Linked DNA regions of Homo sapiens: region 1 is linked to region 2. Evidence: chromatin contacts called from ENCODE Hi-C or POLR2A ChIA-PET data. All regions are on one chromosome and are shown on one strand. Each heading gives the region's core, a stretch centred on a gene start or an enhancer-like site at or near the end of the contact. The rest is flanking DNA. Distances are from core to core; before and after follow the strand shown. Region 1 overlaps TRIM25 (tripartite motif containing 25). Region 2 overlaps SCPEP1 (serine carboxypeptidase 1).

What was found. Hi-C counts contacts between places; a loop is a spot of excess contacts on that map. ChIA-PET counts read pairs that join two places held with the same protein, here RNA polymerase II (POLR2A). Pooled maps may share reads with other maps.
Region 1: a pooled map shows a loop between it and region 2 (2.9-fold over the local background). The contact joins two enhancer-like sites. A Hi-C loop is called at or near these places in 3 of 37 single-sample maps with no recorded cell type and 4 of 50 pooled maps. POLR2A ChIA-PET finds 5 or more read pairs at or near these places in 1 of 52 experiments (H1).

Annotation. Positions count from the first base shown.
Region 1 is chr17:56,895,222-56,899,762 of GRCh38, forward strand. TRIM25 (tripartite motif containing 25) reads right to left here. Exons shown (of 9, transcript NM_005082.5): 5 at 3,894-3,959; 6 at 705-731; 7 at 300-383; 8 at 122-220. Among named protein-coding and RNA genes, the nearest start is that of MIR3614, 6.1 kb to the left of the region's middle. Within about 2 kb of position 2,555, at least 3 of the 41 ENCODE cell types and tissues checked have a DNase peak (open chromatin) inside an H3K27ac peak, as active enhancers do.
Region 2 is chr17:57,001,383-57,005,572 of GRCh38, forward strand. It overlaps SCPEP1 (serine carboxypeptidase 1), which reads left to right. Exons shown (of 13, transcript NM_021626.3): 12 at 636-799. Among named protein-coding and RNA genes, the nearest start is that of SCPEP1, 25 kb to the left of the region's middle. Within about 2 kb of position 2,845, at least 3 of the 41 ENCODE cell types and tissues checked have a DNase peak (open chromatin) inside an H3K27ac peak, as active enhancers do.

The DNA.
Region 1 (4,541 bases), core at 1,305-3,804, 110 kb before region 2:
AGAGGACAAGTGAAGGGGAGTGGCTGATATAGCCGGCCAGCTGGCCTCACAGAGAGCTGCACAGAGCGGCGCAGGAGAGACAGAACCAGTGGAACCGCGCACCAGCCCCGAAGCTACTCACACTCCAGGAGCTCAGGTCTGGACTTGGCCAGGAAGGTCTCCAGCACCTTGGCCTTGAGAGATGTTGAGTTCGGATGTGAGCTGGTGGCTTTGGCTGCAGCTGGGAGAGGAAACAGAGAGTGATTTGCAGAACAAACTCAGAGTGGACACCCCAAAGCTCCTTGCCCATGATAACTTACCCTCCAAGCCAGCTTGTTTTAAATCCACTAACTGTTCCGGGGCTCCAAACGTGGGAAGCTTGCTGGGTAAGGCAGGGACAGGGGCTGGGGGTAAGGAAAGGGAAATATGATACAGAGCAACGGGATGGCCTCTACTCCCTTCCACACTGATTAAGAGCCACTTCTACAAACACACGCCTGAACAGCAGGACAACACAGGGGAAAACAGACAAGGCTAAAGTCACCTTATTCATCTCACTTATGCTTGTCCTCCCCTCCAGCCTCAGGCCTGCTGCCATTACAGAATGGAATCATATAGAACCCATCACAGAACCCTGATGAGAGAGGTCGACTCTCACTACCAGCATTTAGTTCTGTGCTCGGGCAGTCTCAAGAAACGAACAGTTGCAGAAATGCATAACTTACGAGGTTTCTTGGATTTCTTTTCCTCTTCTGCAAAAGAAAGTTTTCAGATTTAATTTCTTTTAAGGCACAACACAATGACATTTTCAAAATAATAACATTCATGTGCATGAATTTGACCCAGACAAATAAAAGGATGTTTTAATTTGAAAAACAGAAGGAGTCAGCAGGCAAAATGAATCTATAGTGATAGAAACCAGCATGAGCGGTCGTGGGGGCGGGGACTGACTAATAAGGAGCATGAAGGAATTTTCTGGAGAAAGGGAAATTCTTTATCTTGATTTGAACAATGGTAACACATGTATGCATTTGTCAAAATAGATCTAACTGCACATTTAAGATTTACTGCAGGGAAAAAAGAGATTTACTGCAGGTAAATTATATTTCCATAAAGGAAAAAACACAAAAACCAAATAGGGAATCAGAAAAAAAAAAATGCTTGCCAAGGGCTGGGCGCATGGTGGCTCATGCCTGGAATCCCAGCAATTTGGGAGGCCAAGGTGCAGGAACCACTTGATCTCAAGCGTTAGAAACTAGCATGGGCAACATGGGGAAACCCCATCTCTACAAAATTACAAAAAAAAAAAAAAAGAAAAAACTAGCCAGGCCTAGTGGCACACACCTGTAGTCCCAGCTACTTGGGAGGTGAGGCAGAAGAATTGCTTGAGCCCAGGAGGATGAGGCTGCAGTGAGCTGTGTTCTTGCCACTGCACTCCAGCCTCAGCAACAAAATGAGACCCTGTCTCAAAAAAAAAAAAAAATGCTTGCCAAGTCTTTTAAAAATATCTGGAGTGTCTACCTACAGGAACTGAGTTTGGCTAAAATAGTCGTTCTCAAAGTCTGGTGCCCAAGCCAGCTGCAGTGACATCACCAGAGAACCCCTAAGAAATGCAAATTATTGGTCAGGCACTGTAGCTTACTCCTGTAATCCCAGCAATTTGGGAGGCTGAGGTAGGAGGATTGCTTGAGGCCAGGAGTTCAAGATCAGCCTGGACAACATATCAATATCCTGTCTCTACAAAAAAAAAAAAATTGTTTTAATTAGCCTGGCTTAGTGGCACATGCCTACAGTCCTAACTCCTCAAGAGGCTAAGGTAGGAGGATCACTTGAGCCCAGGAGTTCGAGGCTGCAATGAGTTCTGTTCGCACCACTGCACTCCAGCCTAGGCAAAAGAGCGAGACTCTGTCTCTTAAAAAATAGTAAATGCAAATTCTTGGGCCCCAAGCCAGAGCCACTGAATCATAAAGGCTGGGGGTGAGACCCAGCAATCTGTGATGTACAAGCCCTCCAGGTGAGTCCAAAGTCCACTCAAGTGGGCTAGAAGATCCCAGCTTCCTTCTTTGCCACCTTCCACAACACTGGAACAAAAAGGGGCGTTTTTGAAATCATATCCCTGCCCACCTGCAGGACACCTGACATTACAGATAAGCCCTGCTCTCTCCTATTACCCTCTCCCTCCCCCAGACCCCCATCACACCACAAAGCCCCCTTGCTACCGCTTCTCCTACTTCGAAGTCACATCACTCACAGTCGCTCACTCTCCCATTTCCTCCCCTTCTGCCACTTTCCCACCCACTCCCTGTGGACCAGCATCTTGGGAGGCCCAGGCTGTGACATCAATCTAGGGCACAGGCACCTCCCTCATCACCTACCCTTAGACATCTCTCTGCACTGGGACTACTCCATACCCCCTCCCCTATTTCCCCATTTCAGCCTAGAGGAGCCTTGATTCATTCCCGAACTTTATTCTCCAGGGTGTCATTCTGCTGTGACATGAGGACCTCACCTCACTGGGGAACACACCTGCCTGCTGGCCGGCATCCCTACCTCATTCATACTAAGGGAGGAGCTTTCAGAGGAAGGTGACTGGGGAAGGACACAGGTCAACAGTACCTTTCCACTTCCTCTTTCACTCCTCTTTTCACACAAAGTACCCTTCGAGGTTTTCCGGCCCAGCTAAGGGCTCCCTCCTCCATCTGCACCAGGCATCCCAGCCCTGACTCTGTTCCATTCGGGGACCGATACCACACTCTGCCTGCTACAGGTGACCTGAACACTAAGCACAAGCAACAACAACAAAGAGCAAGCCCTGGCTCTCTCATCCCCCCAACACCAGCAGTGTGCAGCCAGCCCTCCTGGGTTCACACCAACTTTTCAGGGAAGCAATGACAGCTAACATTTCAGTGGTATATGGACATGTCAGTGGTATATGAACATGTCAGCGGTATATGGGCATGTCAGCGGTATATGGACATCTCAGCGATATATGAACATGTCAGCGGTATATGGACATGTCAGCAGTATATGGACATCTCAGCGGTATATGGACATGTCAGCAGTATATGAACATCTCAGCGGTATATGGACATGTCAGCGGTATATGGACATCTCAGTGGTATATGGACATCTCAGTGGTATATGGACATCTCAGTGGTATATGGCTCATAAAGAGCTCTCACAATCAGTGTCCCCTCATCACTCAGAATCATCCTGTGGCCTCGATATCACTATTGTCCACATTTGCAGAACAGGACCACTCTTCTCCTCAACCCCCATGTCAATGGCAGGTGCCTGCCCAATGAGGGGGATAGTACCCCTAGGAGGGCAAAAATGGATCCTTGGGGGAGGGGGAGTAAAAAAGATTACTCTTTTTATGTGTAAAAGCACAAACATAAACAGTTATGCAGTAGATGGGTGGTATTAAAATTTCATGGGTTGTAATTAGGAAAAAAATTTTCTCAAATGGTTCTGGGGATGAGCAGGAGGAGGGTAACAGTGAGAAACCAAAAAAAAAAAAACAGTTGAGAAACATGGTAATAGCAGAAGCCCATTACAACCCAGAGACTTAACACTGCTGAGATGCCAAGGAGGTTTAGCCTCCACCCTTCCTGGACCGCCATCAGTCTCCTTGCCCAAGGCTCTGCCCAAGGACTTGGGTATAGTAAATATTTCTCAAAACAAGCCAGCCTCAGGCATCTTGCTGTTCCAGGCAGCCCAAACGTGCAATGCTGATGGACAGCGGAGCTTCTGCCACAGCCCTACAGCCCCCCGCAGTGGGGACTGCCACCAACTTCTTTCCCACTGAGGTCCAGGCCCCACAGTGACTCGGGATGGGCCGGAAGTGACTTGGCCAGAGCCTGGGGAGGCCACAGCCATGCTGTTGCCATGGAGACAGGGGTGGGGCTACTTACTGGAGACCTTCTTCACAGGGCGTGTGGATTTGTGTGTGGACGCTGGGTCATGCTCTCCAGGGTCACCTGTGTCAGAGAAGAAGGGCTCAGTGTGTGCGGCTCCTCTCACTGACCCTAGCAGCCAGCTTTGCCATGGGTCGGTGGGCAGGCAGAGGGTTTACACAGACAGCCATTTCCTCCGACCTTCCCCATCCCATCGCTTACAAGAGCTACAAACAAGGTGATCTAAGAACCAGTTTGGTGTATTCCCTTTTTTCTCTGACTTTTTAAAATGTAGCAAGGGCCAAGTCTTTTTTCCACCAGCACCCAGCTCTGTGGCCTCTGAGACTTCTCTGAGCTTTGGTTTCTTCGAGCACACAATGGGGATGACTTCACCTTGCTCATGGTTGATGTGACTCCTGAATGAGATCAAGGTCATGTAGCGGAGGCTGGGTCAACACTTGTTCCTTTCCCACTATTCTTTCTCTCCCCTCCTCCCACATACCAGCCACCTATAGCTTTGCCCCCACGCAGCACTTCCACAATGGGGCTGCACCGCCACCGATTTCAGAAGCCCTTCTGCAAGGACACTCGGCAGGCCAAGCTGAGATTCAAGCCCAATCTTGGACTACACAACAGAGATTTACTATGGGCCAGGCTCTGTGCTAG
Region 2 (4,190 bases), core at 1,595-4,094:
CTGTAACCCTGAAGACCCAGGGGAAATGGTCTTTGTGGAATCCTGACTCCTGCCCTATCACCTACCACCTGTTTAATTTGCTCACTTCCAAATTAAATAGGGCCTGGTGGAGGCTCAGAGACAGGTTCTCTGAACTGGCAGGGTAATTGAGGCACAAGGTCTGACGGATGTGACACGCCTCGTGAACCAGAAGGATTGAATATTTTTGTGATGGGTAAACAAGAGACACCAAGGACAATTTGGAAAGCTGCTGCATTTCTCGATGAACATCCCAGGTGATCCTTATCACTATCTCGTTCACGACATCTCTCAGTCCTCCTCACAGGCCTGTCTGCCTCCAGAGGTCCCCAGTTCCCTTCCTAAAGAGCAGATGGCGGTGAGAGATGCAGAGGCAAAATCAGTCAGGCTTTGCAGCTGTTAGGTTTCTCCCAGCAGCCTAGGTTTCACTGGGAGTCAGAAATGCAGATGCTCAGGCCCTACCCTGATCTTCTGAATCAGAATTTGCATTTTAACAAGATCCTGAGTGAGTTTCATGCATATTGCAGTTTGGGAAGCACCAACTTTTAGGACCTAGACTTTTTTCCTATTCTATCCAGCTGTTAATGCCAGGCCTTTCTCTTTGTCCTTCTCACCAGGTCAGGAGGCCTGGGTGCGGAAACTGAAGTGGCCAGAACTGCCTAAATTCAGTCAGCTGAAGTGGAAGGCCCTGTACAGTGACCCTAAATCTTTGGAAACATCTGCTTTTGTCAAGTCCTACAAGAACCTTGCTTTCTACTGGATTCTGAAAGCTGGTCATATGGTAAGAAAGAGCTTTTGTTCCAGACTTAAAAATCATCCTGAGAGGGAAGCCACAGGCGGTTATTATGCCTCTGTCCACTGCCCAGGTGGGTCTTGTAGGAAGTACGAGGGCCCGAGGGCCAGGTACAGTGGCTCATGCCTGTAATCTCAGCACTTTGGGAGACCAAGGCAGGTGGATTGCTGGAGCCCAGGAGTTTGAGACCAGCCTGGGCCACATGGAGAAACCTTGTCTCTACAAAAAATATGAAAATTAGGCCAGGCACAGAGGCTCATGCCTGCAATCCCAGCACTTTGGGAGGCTGAGACGGGTGGATCGCTTGAGCTCAAGAGTTCAAGACCAGCCTTCGCAACGTGGCGAAACCCTGTCTCTACAAAAATTTACCAGGTGTGGTAGCACATGTCTGTAATCCCAGCTACTTGGGAGGCTGAAGCACGAGAATCACTTGAACCCGGGAGGTGGAGGCTGCAGTGAGCCGAGATAGCACCACTGCACTCCAGCCTGGGCAACAGAGTGAGACTCTGTCTCAAAAAAGAACAAAAATCAACCGGGCACGGTGGCGCATGCCTGTGGTCTCAGCTGCTCAGGAGGCTGAGTGAGGTGGGCAGATTGATTGAGCCTGAAAGTTAGAAGCTATAGTGAGCCAAGATCATGCCACTGCACTCCAGCCTGGGTGACAGAGCGAGACCCTGTCTCAAAAAAAAAAAAAAAAAGAAAAATTAAAAAAGAAATACTTAGGGCTTGGGAGTGTTTTGAGTTTCCTAACAAAATTCCGCTATTAGCACTAGAGACTGCGAGCACAAGGGTGAGTGGTGCCCAGTCCCTGTCCTCAAGGAGCTTGTGGTCTAGAGACAGACAGGCAAGGAGACTGTCAACAGCTGGCTTGGCCCAGGGAAGGGTGCCCTGCCCAGGCATGCAGATCTGGAAGATTGTGCCCCACGTGATGCGTAGGAGTGATTTAAGGAAAGAGGAGGAGGTGGGGAGCATGGAGAGCAGTGAATACAAGGTCCACAGGAGCCTCAGACAGCGAGGACTTGGAATGGACACTGGAGGGAGGTGGCTGCAGAGGGGGAATTTTCATACCACTCTAAGGAGTTCAGACAGTAGGGCACCAAGCAGGGGTTTTAAGCAAAGGAGTGAAATTAACAGATTTGTCCAAGAAATACCATTCTAGCAGTAGAGGGCATGGGGCAAGCCTGGGGCCAAAGACCAATCAATGAGGCTGTCAGGTAAATCCAGAAAGGAGGAAAGTAGATGGATTTGGTGAAGTGTAAAGAAGGGAAAATTGGCAGGACTTGGTAATCATTTGGGGTAGAAAAGAACTGAAGGGTGGCTTGCAGGTTTCTGCTCCAGCATTGTGGTTTGCGATGGAGGGAATTTGCACAAGCTGAGTTTGAATTGCCTATAGAACAGAAGGCAGAAGAAGAGCCTACAAATGAGACTGAGAAAGGAGCAGCCAGATAAGTGAGAAGGGAGACCAGGGATGCGTGGCATCCCCAAAGCAGGGAGGGGCCCGCAGTGCTAAGTGAGAACTCAGGGGAAGGGCTGAAACGTGAGTGATGATGTGCTTACACCGATGTCCTTGGCACCTGCGTTGGTGAGATATTTTGGTGAGGTGGCAAGCTCAGAAGCCAGATTGGAAAGACTGGAGAAAATGAATGAGTAGTGAGGAGAAGAGACAGTAGCTTCCTTTAAGAAGCCAGAGAAAGCAGCCCACTCTCAAAAGACACTTAATCTAGGCTGGGTATGGTGGCTGACACCTGTAATCCCAGCATTTTGGGAGGCGAAGGCAGGTGGATCACCTGAGGTCAGGAGTATGAGACCAGCTTGGCTAACATGGAGAAACCCTATCTTTACTAAAAATACAAAAATTAGCTGGGCATGATGGTGGGCACCTGTAATCCCAGCTACTCAGGAGGCTGAGGCAGGAGAATCGCTTGAACCTGGGAGGCAGAGGTTGCAGTGAGCCAAGATAGTGCCATTGCATCCAGCTGGCGAGATAGCGCCACTGCACTCCAGCCTGGGCAACAGAGTGAGACTCTGTCTCAAAAAAGAACAAAAATCAACTGGGCGCGGTGGCGCCTGCCTGTGGTCTCAGCTGCTCTGGAGGCTGAGTGAGGTGGGAGGATTGATTGAGCCTGAAAGCTTGGGTGACAGAGTGAGACTCTGTCTCAAAAAGTAAATCAATAAATAAACAAATAGACTTAATCTAAAGGGAGAACAAACAAGGCAGCAGGGCACAGAGGGAGAGGGCATTATTTATGGCTCTCAGGATCTGAGTACCTTCAATATTGACTAAAAGAAAGAAAATTAGAACGTCTTAGAGCAAGCACTGTTACAGGTTGAGTACCCCTTATCTGAGATGTTTGGAACCAGAAATGTTTCAGATTTTTAATTTTTTTTTTATTTTGGAATATTTGCATATCCATAATGAGATATCTTGGGGATGGGACCCAAGTCTAGGCAATGGAATTCATTTATGTTTCATATACACCTTATACACATAGACCGAAGGTACTTTCGTACAATATTTTAAATAATTTTGTGCATGAAGCAAAGTTTGTGTGCACTGAGTTATTAGAGAGCAAAGGGTGGCTATTTCAGCCACCCATGGCTCTTCAACCAATCTGTGGTTGTTAGGCATCATATCATTTCTGACTCCAAATTTATATGCTGCCGATAAGCAATCTTTTTCTTGCATGTAGTCACACATAAGTACTTCACAGTAAGAAATACAACATACCATTAATACAGTGGAAAAGTTGTGTGTTCAGAGTAACTGAGCAGCACAGTAGCATGACCAGAATACCTGTGTCAGCTGCTAGACAACAGCAACAGCAAGCAACAGCAGCTTTCGGTCTCTACCTACAATGCTGTGTTTTGATTAAAAGGTTACTGTACTGTAACCCCCTTGGGGATGCAGAAATAAACTGTGTGTTGTGCGCCTGCATTTTGAATGCAGCCGCCCATGGGGCAGGTGTGAAATGTTCCACTTGTGGCCTCATGGTGGCACTCAAAAAGGCTGGAATTGTGGAGCATTTTGGATTTTCCAATGAGGGATGCTCAGCCTGCCCTAGAGAGAAGTCCCTGACGAGGCTGGTAGGAAGGCATGGAACAAGCCAACCACGCGCTCTGTATACTAGAGTTCAGGCCCATTTCCTGTTGGTTTGTCACATATAGAACAACAGATCAGTTGGGGACAGGCTTAAAATAGCCCTTGGAGACTGTTGTTAAGTCGTCCCCAAACCACTTCCCCTTTCATTGATTAAATGACATTTTAGGATAACCCACCTTGCCTGTGCCTCCTGGGGACTCTTGGCAGAAGAGTCAAGGATGGGTGTGCCATAGAGAATCATGGAGCCAGGGAATTACATAACGGGGAGACCATATACTC